Regions from separate parts of the Homo sapiens genome. Here region 1 is linked to region 2. A link is a contact called in ENCODE Hi-C or POLR2A ChIA-PET data. All regions are on one chromosome and are shown on one strand. The core of a region is the stretch at or near the end of the contact, and the rest is flanking DNA. Distances in the headings are between cores, read along the strand shown. Region 1 overlaps SLX9 (SLX9 ribosome biogenesis factor). Region 2 overlaps COL18A1 (collagen type XVIII alpha 1 chain).

Region 1 (5,920 bases), core at 761-3,260, 470 kb before region 2:
GACCCCAGTTTATCTAACCTCACGTGTCATGCTCACACTTTGCCTGGTCTGCCCTGCGTCCACTGAGTGTTCATCAGCACTTTTGCCACGCTGTTAATTTCTGTTATTTTATAATTTGCTTTAATATCCGATAGCCCTACTTTCTTGTTGCTTGTTCTTTGTAAAAAATGTTTTTACTATTCTTATGCATTTAGTTGTTTTTAAAACATAAAGTTTAGAATTAGCTGCACAGGTTTGACTAAAAATCCCGTTGAAATTTTAGCTGAGGCAGCATCCGATTTTTCCGGAGTAACTGACAGAGAAGAACTGCACTCTCCCGTTGGTTCTCCTGGCTGCTTGGAAGCTGGTGTTTGTGTGGGACCTCCCCTAGGTGCTGCAGATGAGAGCAGTGCTGAGTGTTCCCAGGCCGTGGGTCCCGCCCCGCCACTGCCTCGCTCCCTCCCTCCCCCTCAGAATTGAGTGGGCCGGGTGGGATTGTCGATATTGTGGTCATCTTTTCCTTGCTCGGATTTATCATTGAGTGTCTAATGTTTTGCCCTGAAATGTGATACTCACTGTGGGTTTCTAGCAGCTCATCTGTCAAGGAGCTTCCTTCCGTTTGTGGTTTCATTGTAATTTTTCTCATGCGTGGGCAGTGAATTGTGCAGAATCCTCTGCACACTGGTGGTGGTGACCATAGGCTTTCTTGCCTCTTGAGTGGCCACTGTGGAGGGTCACCCTGAGGCATTTCCCGGGAGAACCATCCTTGCATGCCTGGGGCTCACCCTGCTTGGGCACAAGGTATCCTTCTTTTGAAAGGCTTCTGGCTTTGGCTTGCTGAGGTGCGGGCCTTTGTGTCTGTCCTCACGGGAACCACATGCCTCTGCTTTGCTTTTCCTGGCCTGGGTCTGCAGCCTGTGAAGGAGCCATCTGGCCTGGCCCGCCCCTCCCTACCCCAGCTTCCAGGGTGCCCTGGCTCTCTTTTAATGAGGTGCCGAGTAACGTGTCTACCACAGTCCAGGCAGGGTGGAGTAAGCGCTGGATTCTTACCTTATAAACCCCCGTGATTCCCAAGGCTGTGGAGAGCTGGTGTACACCTTCCAAGCTCTCAACCTGCACTGGGGGCTGAGGACCCAGAGGAAGGGTGGTCTTTGTCCCAGGTTCTTGTCAGTGATTTGGAGCCAGGTAAACACACCCTGCTACAGGGACCCAGGGCAGGGTGGCATCCCCTGATTTCGGGTTGGTCAGGGTGGGCCCTTCACACCTTGTTCTGCGAGCCACCTGCCCTGGGGGCTGAGAGGGGCGCCGCTGTCCCAGACAGCGGGATTGGAGAGGAGCTGGCTGTTGTCACCTCTGGAAACCTGGGCATTCCCCCCAGGGGGCACAGGTCTGCCATGCCCGGGCCTGTGTCACGAGCTGGCAGTGTTTGAGCTGCAGGCCTGTCCCGGTGGGTTGCCCTGAAGAGAGCAGGCCGTCCGCGCTCCACAGCCTCCAGGAGCCACGTGCAGTGAGCAGCATGTCCGAGCATGTGTTCTCTTAGCAGTTTTGAGATAAATACATTTTTAAATTAAATCAAATCCCAAGGCCATACCCCTTCTGTCCAGACCCTGCCCAAATCCCTTCTCTAGCGTGGAGGCCTCAGCCCTACCTGCCACCCCCCATGGCCCCAAGCCCTCAGGTCTGTCCTGGGGCTTCTCCCCTTCCCTCTGGGGAGCCCTCTCCCTCCTGGGAACAAAGCTGAGCCTCCCAGGCTGTGACTTGCCATCTTAAGTTGAGGGCCCCTTTTCCTCATTCCCCTCTGTCCCCTCTGCTCGGTGGCTGTGTGCACTCCCCTACGCGTGCTCCGGCCACAGTTGCCAGCGTCCCTTTGCAGGAGAAATCCTCAGTGGCTGCAGTTCCACCTCATTGTCAGCCCTGCGATTAAAAAGCGCAGCTCTGTCATTAAGGGGAAGAAAATAACTCAAGCCTGCCCGCCCTGCAGGTTCCCAGGGGCGGAATGGGGGTGACAGCGGGAAGGAGAGAGGCAGCAGGGCCGGGCACCCTGCCAGGTCTCTCGTGGGCCAGAGGCTCTGGGCCTGGGCTCCTCCTCTGCCTCTTGTTTGCCTCTAACGTCGTTTCTCCTTCCTTAGAAATCGAAGCCATAAAACTGGCTGAGCAGAAGCACAGGGAGGAGCGGAGGCGGAGGGCCACGGTGGTGGTGGGGGACCTGCACCCTCTCAGGGATGCCCTGCCCGAGCTGCTGGGGCTCGAGGCTGGCAGCCGGCGCCAAGCCCGCAGGTGAGTGTCCGGGAGGGGTGGCCCTTTCCGAGCTGTGGGGCTGACCCGGGTCCAGAGGTGGAGGGATATGAGTGGGAGCCACGGGCCACGGTGCTTCCTGAGCCTGCAGAGGCCGAGAGCTGGGGCTCCAGCCGGTGCTCCGCACAGGTACCCTGTTCTCAGGGCGTGAGCTCGTGAGGCCCGTGGGGGCTGTGGGGGACGTTTCGGGGGCACCCAGGCCCACCCTTGTGAGGAGCCTGGTGGCTCTGCTGATGCCGAGCTCCCTCATGTGCCCCTCCCCCGACATTGACCACAGCTCCTGCCGGGTCCCACTGGGGGTCCCCCCAACTCACTGTTCTGCCACAGCCTCCACCCCACAGAGACCCTGCTGTGCTCAGCTGAGGCCCCTGAGCATCCACCATGCTCTTCTCGTGCCTCTGACAGGGGCTGCAGTCTCCCCTCCTGAGTGGACCTTTCCCTGATGCCCACCTAACACTGCACACCCTGTCCTGCCCCTCACTCTGTCGCACAGAGGGTGGCCCGTGAGGACGGCTCAGGCCTGCTGTCGGGTGTGGTGAGCGTGTGGGACCCACTCATGCAGGGCCCTGGGACACACATCCCAGAGCTTGTCCTCATGGGGCGGGAGCTGCCTCGTGCGTCCTCCCCAGGAGGGACGGGGCCTGATGTGAGTGCGGTTGCTCTCCCGAGCTGTACCTACCTGTGTGGGAAGCACATGCCTCCCAGCCTCACCACGGGTCTGGATGTGGTTTGTTCTTCAGGAAAGAGGCAGGCCCCTGCCCCACCCTTGGCTGCTGGCATCACAGCGCCCCTCCCCCGCCCCCTGCTGAGAGCTGGGGTGGTGGGTTCTGGGCCCTTAGTGCATGAGTGGCCAAGCCAGCGGGCCTGGGCCTGGGCCTGGACCCCAGTGGGGCCCCTCCACCCCCCTGCCCTGGGCAAGGCCTGGTCCCGAGCATGAGCCCTCCTCCTGACGCACTGAGGTGCTCCCTCCAGAACCCCATCACCCAGTGACACAACCCCGCCACCCAGTGACGCAACCCCCAGTGACACAACCCTGCCACCCGGTGACGCAACCCCCAGTGACACAACCCCCAGTGACGCAACCCCGCCACCCAATGAAGATACCACCACCCGGTGACGCAACCCCACCACCCATTGAGCCATTTGCCAGTGGCAGGTTCCATGTGCCCTGACAATGTGGACAGTGTTCCATGTGCCAGCCTGCTGTGGTGTGTGCACCCCAGGACGGCTCAACCAGGAGGGCAGCGGCTGCATGACCCTCCCTGTCACCTCGCAGGGGATGCAGCCTGCTGATAAGCTGCTGCCTGTGGCGCCCGTCTCCCAGGAGCTTGGCTTTCAGGCTCTTTGTGCCTGGGTCACATGCACGTGAAAGGAGAGCAGCCTCTGCCCTTCCCCTGTGGCTGGAAGGCACCACCCAGGTGTGGGTGCTGAGGCTCTGGGCTCAGGCGGGGGCTGTGTAGCCACAGCCCAGCTTTCAGGGCTGGAAAGAGGCCGGACCACTCTGTTCTGTCTCAGCTTCTGGGCCTTCCTCATTCATTTGTGTCATCTCTGTGCTTTTTTTTTTTTTTTTTGGAGACGGAGCCTTGCTCTGTCCCCCAGGCTGGAGTGCAGTGGCACGATCTTGGCTCACTGCAAGCTCCGCCTCCTGGGTTCACACCATTCTCCTGCCTCAGCCTCCCAAGTAGGTGGGACTACAGGCGCCCGCCACCATACCTGGCTAATTTTTTGTATTTTTAGCGGAGACGGGGTTTCACCGTGTTAGCCAGGATGGTCTAGATCTCCTGACCTCGTGATCCAGCCGCCTCGGCCTCCCAAAGTGCTGGGATTACAGGCGTGAGCCACCGCGCCTGGCCTAATTTTGCTGTTTAAAAAATAATTTTCTTTCTCCTACTAACTTTCCATCTGGGCAGAAAGCAGGGGCTGTGTGCAGTGTCAAACCTGGGGTCCATCCTTTCATGGCCCAGCTGCCCAGGCTCGAGGGTGGCAGGTCACGCGCTGCAGGCCCAGGCAGCTCCAGGCTGGCATCCCGCGGCGGAGGCACCAGAGCACTGGGTCCAGAATAGGAGCGGCCGCCCGGAGTGGCGATGTGATGACCGAACATTCCTGGTTCTTGGACAAAAATGTGACCCTGGTCAAGTATCCTTTCCCTGTTTTCAGTTTTCTCATCTGAAAAATGTGCTTGGCGCTCCCAGAAGGGAGAGGGCTGTATCAACACCCAGCCCCCAGGCCGAGGAGGATGTGCCCCTGCCTCCCTGCGGGGCTCTGGGCCGGGAAGGCACATCTGCTCTCAGCCCTGAGAGCCTCCTGTCGCTGGGAGTCCCCGTCCCTCCTCAGATGTGGCTCAGGCAGCAGTGCCTCCTGACCCTGGGGGAGCTCTTGGAATCAGCCCTATTTTAGACAGGCTTTAGATTCGTAGAAAAATGGCAAAGATGGTGCCAAGAGCTCCATGCAGCTCCCCCGTCCCCGCATGCTGTTGCTCTGACATGAGTGTGGTACGTTCGTCACATGGAAGGAACCAGTATCAACAGAGAAATAGTGAGCGTTAAGTAATTAATAGTTAACTAAAGCCCATACCTTAGGTTTCCTTCATTTTTCCCTAACGGACTCTTTCTGCCTCAGGATCCGTACAGGATCCCACGTGACATTCAGATGTCATGGCTCCCTCGGCCCGTCTTGGCTGTGAGTTTCTCAGACTCCTCTTGGTTTTAATGACCTTGACTGTTCTGAGGAAGCTGCCTGTCAGCTGAAGATCTGTCTGATGTTTTTCTAATGGGTACAGGAAGGGACTGGGTTTGGGGAGGAAGCCCCCAGAGGCGAAGTGCCACTGTCACTCCACTGTATTGGGCACACCCTGTCACCTGACTCACCGTGAGGCTGAGCTGGCCCCTGCTGGGTTGAGACCCCCCCTCCATGCTGTCCGCTTTGGGAGGAAGTCGCTCTGCAGCCCTGGCCTCGGGGTGGGGGTTGTGCTCTACCTCCTGGAAGACACAGCAGTGACAGAGACTGTTTGGAATCCTGCTGGGAAAGGAGCTTTGTCTCTTCTCCCCGTGTATGTGTCGCTCATGCGCCGGTGTTGGTCTGGACAGATGGATGTTTAGTTTACACACAGCGTTACTTGATTTTGGTGCCGAAACTGTTCCAGCATTGGCCGCTGGGAGTTCTTGCAGTTGCCCCCAGCTCCCTTTGGCCCCATTGACGTGGGGGTCGTATTTTTAGCTCTTTCCCACTGCCGAGCACCAACAGGTAACCCAGGCGCATCTTGGACATCTCCTGCCAGTCCTGCTGTTTCTCTAGGGAGCCCTGGCCCCTGTATTGCAGGAGGTGTGAGACCCTGAGATCTGGGGCTCGGTGCGCCTGTCCCAGGATCTGGGGTTTGGCGTGCCTGGGCGGCGGGCCGTGTCTCTGGGAACTGCATCTTGGTCCCGGCAGGCAGGTCTGCCCCACTGACCACCACTCTTGGACTCTGATGTGCTTTGGGCTTGAGGGGTCAGCAGGCGAGCACCAGTGGCCTGGGAGGCTGGAGGGTGGACAGCCTCTCCCTCCCAGCCTGGAGCTCTGTCTCTCACTTCTCCCCTTCCCACCTAGTGGGGAGAACATATGGCTTGGGCTGGCAGAGCTGTCCTTGTGGAACCCAAGCATTGGGTCC
Region 2 (6,332 bases), core at 2,413-4,912:
GCGAACAATTCGGTGACATTTAGTACAGCCAGAAGGCTGTGCAGCCATCACCACTGCCCAACTCTAGAACATTCACACGCCGGAGAGAGGGAGCCCTGGGCCATCACGCAGCCACCGCCCGGCCCCAAGAACCTGCGAGTCCACTTTCCACCTCTGGATCGGCGGTTCTGGACGTTCATGCAGGTGGTTCCCGCAGTGCGAGGCCTTTTGTTTCGGGCTCCTCTCACAAGCCTCACGTTTCCAGGTACGTCGTGGTGTTGTGCAGACCCACAATTCATCCCTTTTCATGGGTGTGTAATAGTCCACCATAGATTCTCTACGTTTTAAAGCATGTTTTATGTGCCTGAAATGTCTCTGCACTCGAGACTATAGCTTGCTTTCTTTCTTTTCTTTTTTTTTTTTTAATTTGAGACGGAGTCTTGCTCTGTTTTCAGGCTGGAGTGCAGTGGTGCGATCTCGGCTCACTATAACCTCTGCCTCCCAGGTTCAACTGATTCTTTTGCCTCAGCCTCCCGAGTAGCTGGGACTATAGGCGCGCCACCCCACCCGGCCAATTTTTTTGTATTTTTAGTAGAGATGGGGTTTCATCATGTTGGCCAGGATGGTCTCGATCTTCCGACCTTGTGATCTGCCCGCCTCGGCCTCCCAAATTGTTGGGATTACAGGCGTGAGCCACCGCGCCCAGCCGAGACTACAGCTTTCTTTAACTGCATCCCTGGAGGGATCTGAGAGTCTCTTTCCCTGTCTCCTTTCCTTTGGAAAACATTTCAGCCAGGGCTCCCCAAGATGAAAGGCCAGAGTCCCAGGCATGGGCGTTGCAGGTGCACAGTTGCCACGGGGAGCTGTGGGTGATGGTCGCTGTCAGCGATGGCTGCTGCAGGTCCCTGTGAGGAAGGGGCAGTGCCCACAGCAGGAGGAGAGGGAGTCAGCGGACGTTGATTGGCAGTGCCCGCCCATTCCATCATTCAGTCACCCACTGTGCACCCAGCACCCAGGCTCGGCTGCATAGAACATGGCCCAGGAAGGCTCCACTTCCTGTCTCCTCTTCTCCCCTCTCCAGTCTCATGATGGGGCTGGAGGCATCTTCTAGTTTTGAGTTCTGAGCTAATGAACATGCTCATGAGCAGGCGGCAGGATCCCAGGACGGTGGAGCTGGGAGCCTGACTGCGGGTGACGGACAGGCTCTGGCAGCCCCTGTCAGCATCCTCTCCAGGGCATGTGAAAGCCAGTGTGTCCTCAGCTGCCAGTGCCCCCTCCCCACCTCCTCTGGGCCCATGTGCACGGGACCTGGGCTCCCCCAACCAAGCCTGCCCGCCTTGGTTCAGCAGAACGGCTCCTGTCTCTACAGCGGTGCCAGGCCAGGAGTGCTGTGTCTGTGAAGCGGGGTCATGGTTTTGGGGCCCTCATCTCCCTCGCGCCCTCTCATTGGGGACCCCCCGTCTCCCTAGCGCCCTCTCGTCCTCTCCTGCATGTGCTGTGTCTGTGAAGCGGGGTCATGGTTTTGGGGCCCCCCGTCTCCCTAGCGTTCTCTCGCCCTCTCCAGCATGTGAAGTGGGGTCATGGTTTGGGGGCCCCCATCTCCCTAGCGCCCTCTCGTTGGGGACCCCCCGTCTCCCTAGCGCCCTCTCGCCCTCGCCTGCATGTGCTGTGTCCATGAAGTGGGGTCATGGTTTGGGGGCCCCCTATCTTTCTAGCACCCTCTCGCCCTCTCCTGTATGTGAAGTGGGGTCATGGTTTGGGGGCCGCCATCTTTCTAGCGCCCTCTCGCCTTCTCCTGAGCGTGTGGAACTCTGTGGTGGTCAGAGCTAAGGTTCTGAATAGGTCGAAGCACCTCCCCGGTGCCTCTCACCCTGAATGCTCTGGGAGGACACAGCCTTTTCATAGGCTACGACTGACATGGCAGGAGGGGCCTGCCTGCCACCCGGGTCCTCTGCTGCCTGCTGCTTGCTGGGGAGGGGGCTCGAGACTGGGATCCTGGGCTTCTGCTCCAGCTGTGCCCAAGGGAGCTGCTGAGGAGGGACCGGGTGGGGCATCCACTCTGGGCAGGTTCAGGGTCATTCTTGGTGACCCCGGGTCCGGTTACAAAGGCTGATGGAGCGCGTGGGTGGCTGCCTAAGTCTCTGGAAGCCCAAGAATGTGGAGATGGCGCGTCTCGGCCCGGGGTCTCGTGGCTGGTCTGGGAGAACTTGCCTTTATTTCTAGGCAGGAGGCTGCACTGCAAGGGAGCGTCAGTGGCCCGGCTGGCTTTCCCCGGCCCTCAGCCCGCACTCGTCCACCAAAGCAAGCTCCTTTGTGGGGCTGCCCTGGGAAGCCGGGATCACGAGGCTCTGCCGGCCGTGGTCACCCCATGAGGCAGGGTCAGCTCGGGAGCAAGGCGGATCAGATGGAACAGAACACGTAGACCACCTCGCCCGCCCTTAGTCAGCTGGGCCATTGAAAATCAAGTCCGTAGAAAGACCTAGAAATAAGTCCCGGGGTGCCCTTGCCTGTTGACGGGCGGGCCGAGCAGGACTGTTCTCAGGCAGGCACTGGTCTCTTGGCTTCCAGGTGGTTTGTTTGCTGGTTTGAGGCTGGGGGTGACGCTCCTGTGCGGGAGGAGGTCGCATTCCATTCATAGCGGCTTATCTGGGCTGTCAGGCAGGCCTGGGAGGGAGCCTGCCTCTGTGCTCTCCAAGGGTGGGCGACGGACAGACAGGGTGTCCCACCCCTTCTGGGCCAAGGACAGAGGGTCAGTGTTTGCAGAGACCTGGGGAGGCCCAGGTGACCTCCACCGAGCACCTGCTGTGTGCAGGGCCAGTGCTGGCTGCAGAGACAGCGGAGCGTGTGTGGACCCGGCGGCCCAGGGGAGGGGGGCAGGCAGGACCCGGCGGCCCAGGGGAGGGGGGCAGGCAGGACCCGGCGGCCCAGGGGAGGTGGGCAGGCAGGACCCGGCGGCCCAGGGGAGGGGGGCAGGCAGGACCCGGCGGCCCAGGGGAGGGGGCAGGCAGGACCCGGCGGCCCAGGGGAGGGGGGCAGGCAGGACTCGGCGGCCCAGGGGAGGGGGGCAGGCAGGACCAGGCGGCCCTGGGGGTCAGGGGTGGAGGCCAGGCCTAGACGGCCCACAGGAGGGTGGACTCATTCTGACCGATTCCTGGAAGCCCCCGGAAAGTGGTGATGTTCTGGAGGGCCCAGCAGACCCCAAGGCCCCCAAGACAATCCCAGCTGGCTCTCTGCGGCTCTCGGTGTCTGCCATTTGAGACAATTTGGGCACAGGCAGGGCAGGCCGTCGCGGACGGTCTAAGCCGCGCGCATTGGTGGGGGCAGCAGAGCCCCTGCTCTCAGCTCCTCGGGGTACAGCGGGGGTACCAGGCGGGTGAGTGGGTGGGTGGTCACTGCTCCTGCCAAGGGCAGCCCTGGTTTGGTTTGCACTTGCTGCCCTGGTGACGGCTGCTCTCATTCCTGCCCCATTGCTAACAAGGGTGTCATAAGCTACTTTCCCGGCCCACATCCTATTAAGCCCATGGAGACCCTCCCACAGCTGAGCCTGCTGTGGGCTGCAGGCCCTGGGCGGTGCCCACCTCGGTCCCCACTGGCCTCCTTCCAGCACTTTAGAGCAGACACAGGTTGGAGATAAGGAAAGTTCCAGAGCACAGACTGGAACAAGCCCCAGGCCTCTCCCTGCCCCAGCAGGGCCTCCCTGGATTTGGGGGACAGGTGCCCTCATGGGGGGTCCTGAAGGTCAGAGCTGGGGCTGGGGCTGGGCTGGCGGAGGTGGCCTTGGCGGAGGCCACATTCCAGGGTCTCAGTGAGAGTCTGTGGCAGGCAGCCTTGCAGATGCCGCTGAGGGACCCCCCACTTCATGTTGTGGGTGATGTGGTCCATTGATTGCCTCCAGGTTTAAATCAGGTGGATATTTACCTAGCGGCCTCCTCTCCCTCTGCACAGGGCCTGGAGTGGGATGGACTGGGGTGCTCAGCTGGAGGCTCTGCAGACACAGCCCCCTGGGCTATGCAGGCCCTGCTGGGAGCCACATTGCCATTTTTCATCACCCACTTTTTGGGTGAGAACCCCCTCGAGTCCTAACATCTGCCGCATCTCAGAGCCTGTGGCTCCAGTCAGAGCATCTGGACCATACTGCTGGGGTCAGAGCGCGGCAGGACAATGGCCAGTTTCTGTGTGATTGCTGGCGGGAATCTTGAGCCATTCCGTGGGTCCGTGGGCTGGGATCTGGAAGCTTCCTTGAAATGTCTCTGGGCACGTGGCTCTGTGGGTCAGGGTGGGACATGGCCCCGTAGCAGGCTGTCCTACAGCAAAAGCCTGCTCTGTGAGCCAGCCCTGTGCAGGCCTCCCTCGGTACAGCCGGGAGGGGCCTCACCCTCCACCCACAGAAATCAAGGCTGCAGAAGACAGATGCCTGTGCCAACCCCTCCGGCAGAGTTATGCCAAATGTCCCACTAAATTCACCCCTCTAGGGAGAGGTGCCTCCTGCATCTACTTTTCCTAGAATAAGTATGAGAAACCCCAAATAGGTTCTAGAAAAAACAGCAGTGTACACAGATGTTAATCCTCTTCGAAACTTGACTGAGTCATTTAGCCAAAGAAAACAGCAACAATGGCTTCATTTCGAGAGGGTCACGGACACCCTTTCATGTTTGATTCCTTCTGACCTTGTGAGTTTATAGAAGGACAAGGAGAGAGGGACGCGCTGGGTTTGTTCAGATGTGGACAGAAAGTTTGGATGATAGGACAGAACATTTAGTTCAATCTTTCCACTTACGGCTCTTAAAAGCCCTTTATTTTTATAGGTAACATGCTTTAAACAAACTTTAAAATTTGAGGTTGCTAGTACCCATTGTGTGTGGATTGGACCAGCTCCATGAGAGTGGAGCCCGGGAGCCTCTCTGGTCGTCTTTGTGTGCGTCTGTGCCTGTGCCTGGTAGTAGTTCTGTCTGGAAGGTGAGCAGGGCCACAGAGCACCAAGAAAATACCAGGGACTTTGCAGGTCTCGGGTGGATTCAGGTTGATCCAACAGATGCCGGCCCAGGGCCTGCAAGGAGGCTCCTTTCGCGTGGCTGTCGTGGCCCCTGTGAGCTGGGCTTGTCCTATGAGAAGAGCTCCTGCAAGAACACCTTTTGAAGTCACCCCTGGGGGAGATGAGCTGGATGGCATTTGGAGCCCCCAGCAGCTCACATTCCTGAGCTCTTGGTCCCATGTGGGATTCGATAATTTTCTTTACACTGACAGGCAGCATCTCTTTGGCCAGCCGTGTGACTGTTGGGTCATGTGTCTTCTCTGTGCCTCAGTTTTTCTCCCCTGCAAATGGGTTCACTGAAAGCACTGGCCAGGGGAGGGGCTGTGGCATGGCATGACAGGCTGAGGGGCACTGAGCAGGTGCCAGGAGCCAGGTGGTGTCAGGTGAGCCCCCCAGGAACCCCAGTTTTTGTGCACGGTGGGAAAGAGACCATCAGGGGCGGAGGGGAATGAACACCCACCCTTTGGGGGCTCAGGTGCCAAACAGATGTGTGTGCAGGTGCATGAGCCAGGTGTGTGAGCAGGTGCATGGGCCAGGTGTGTGAGCAGGTGCATGGGCCAGGTGTGTGAGCAGGTGCATGGGCCAGGTGTGTGAGCAGACACTTCCTGTGCAAGCCTGTGCTCCTGTGGCTCATGGGTGCATGATCCAGAAACCCAGAGGCAGTGGCTTCACCGGGGGGTGGTGATATTCAAGCTCTTGCAGGAGGGGGTTGTGGCAGGGCAGGACAGAAGCATCTGACCAGAGGGTGCAGGGCCACAGCATTTCTGCCCTCGGGGACAGGCGGCCCGTGCTGGGACGGGCGCAGGAGCTCCTGAAACCTCTGTTCTCAGTTCAGAAACCAGGTACCTTTCCCATCTGACCCCCCAGGCAGCCATTAACAGGTCCAGGTGAGAGAGTCTGTGCATGAGACCTACTTTCCTTGCTCTCTCCGGGGGGGTTTGCAGCAGTTCTGAGCATCAGGCCAGAGGCTGGGACTCCCTGCCTGAGTCGGGGTGAGGGCTTCCCGTGGCTCTGTGAGCTTCAGAGGCTTGGCATGTACAAGCAGGGCTGTTACAACAGCCTTTAAAAAATCATGGAGAAGAACCCAGTGCATCTTCTCCTCAGAGGGTGGCAGAGGCTGAATGAATTTGCATCTGGACGTTCCACTTCCACCTCCTTCCTAACCAAAGACTGTATATGCAGGTGGTTCGTGGATGTATCTGGGCTGACTGGCAGTGGGGAGATGGGGGCTCCCCCACGTCTTGGCGGGGGTCCCGGTGGGTTGCAGCCCCCAGAGCCGGGCTTCCCGGAAAGGGGCATCGCTTCTCTCTTTTGGGCTGTG

The links. Hi-C counts contacts between places; a loop is a spot of excess contacts on that map. ChIA-PET counts read pairs that join two places held with the same protein, here RNA polymerase II (POLR2A). Pooled maps may share reads with other maps.
Region 1: a loop to region 2 is called in a pooled map, with 2.5 times the contacts of the local background. The contact joins two enhancer-like sites. A Hi-C loop is called at or near these places in 8 of 168 maps with a recorded cell type or tissue (CD4-positive, alpha-beta T cell, K562, adrenal gland and 5 more), 2 of 37 single-sample maps with no recorded cell type and 7 of 50 pooled maps. POLR2A ChIA-PET finds 5 or more read pairs at or near these places in 1 of 52 experiments (Caco-2).

The regions. Positions count from the first base shown.
Region 1 is chr21:44,964,926-44,970,845 of GRCh38, forward strand. It overlaps SLX9 (SLX9 ribosome biogenesis factor), which reads left to right. Exons shown (of 6, transcript NM_058190.4): 4 at 2,109-2,256. Among named protein-coding and RNA genes, the nearest start is that of LINC00163, 26 kb to the right of the region's middle. RefSeq lists enhancers at 3,004-3,584, 5,030-5,845, 5,846-5,920. Within about 2 kb of position 2,011, at least 12 of the 41 ENCODE cell types and tissues checked have a DNase peak (open chromatin) inside an H3K27ac peak, as active enhancers do.
Region 2 is chr21:45,428,514-45,434,845 of GRCh38, forward strand. All of the region lies in intron 2 of COL18A1 (collagen type XVIII alpha 1 chain), which reads left to right. Among named protein-coding and RNA genes, the nearest start is that of COL18A1-AS1, 6.6 kb to the left of the region's middle. RefSeq lists a silencer at 2,468-2,652 and enhancers at 2,521-3,519, 3,520-4,516, 5,716-6,332. Within about 2 kb of position 3,663, at least 7 of the 41 ENCODE cell types and tissues checked have a DNase peak (open chromatin) inside an H3K27ac peak, as active enhancers do.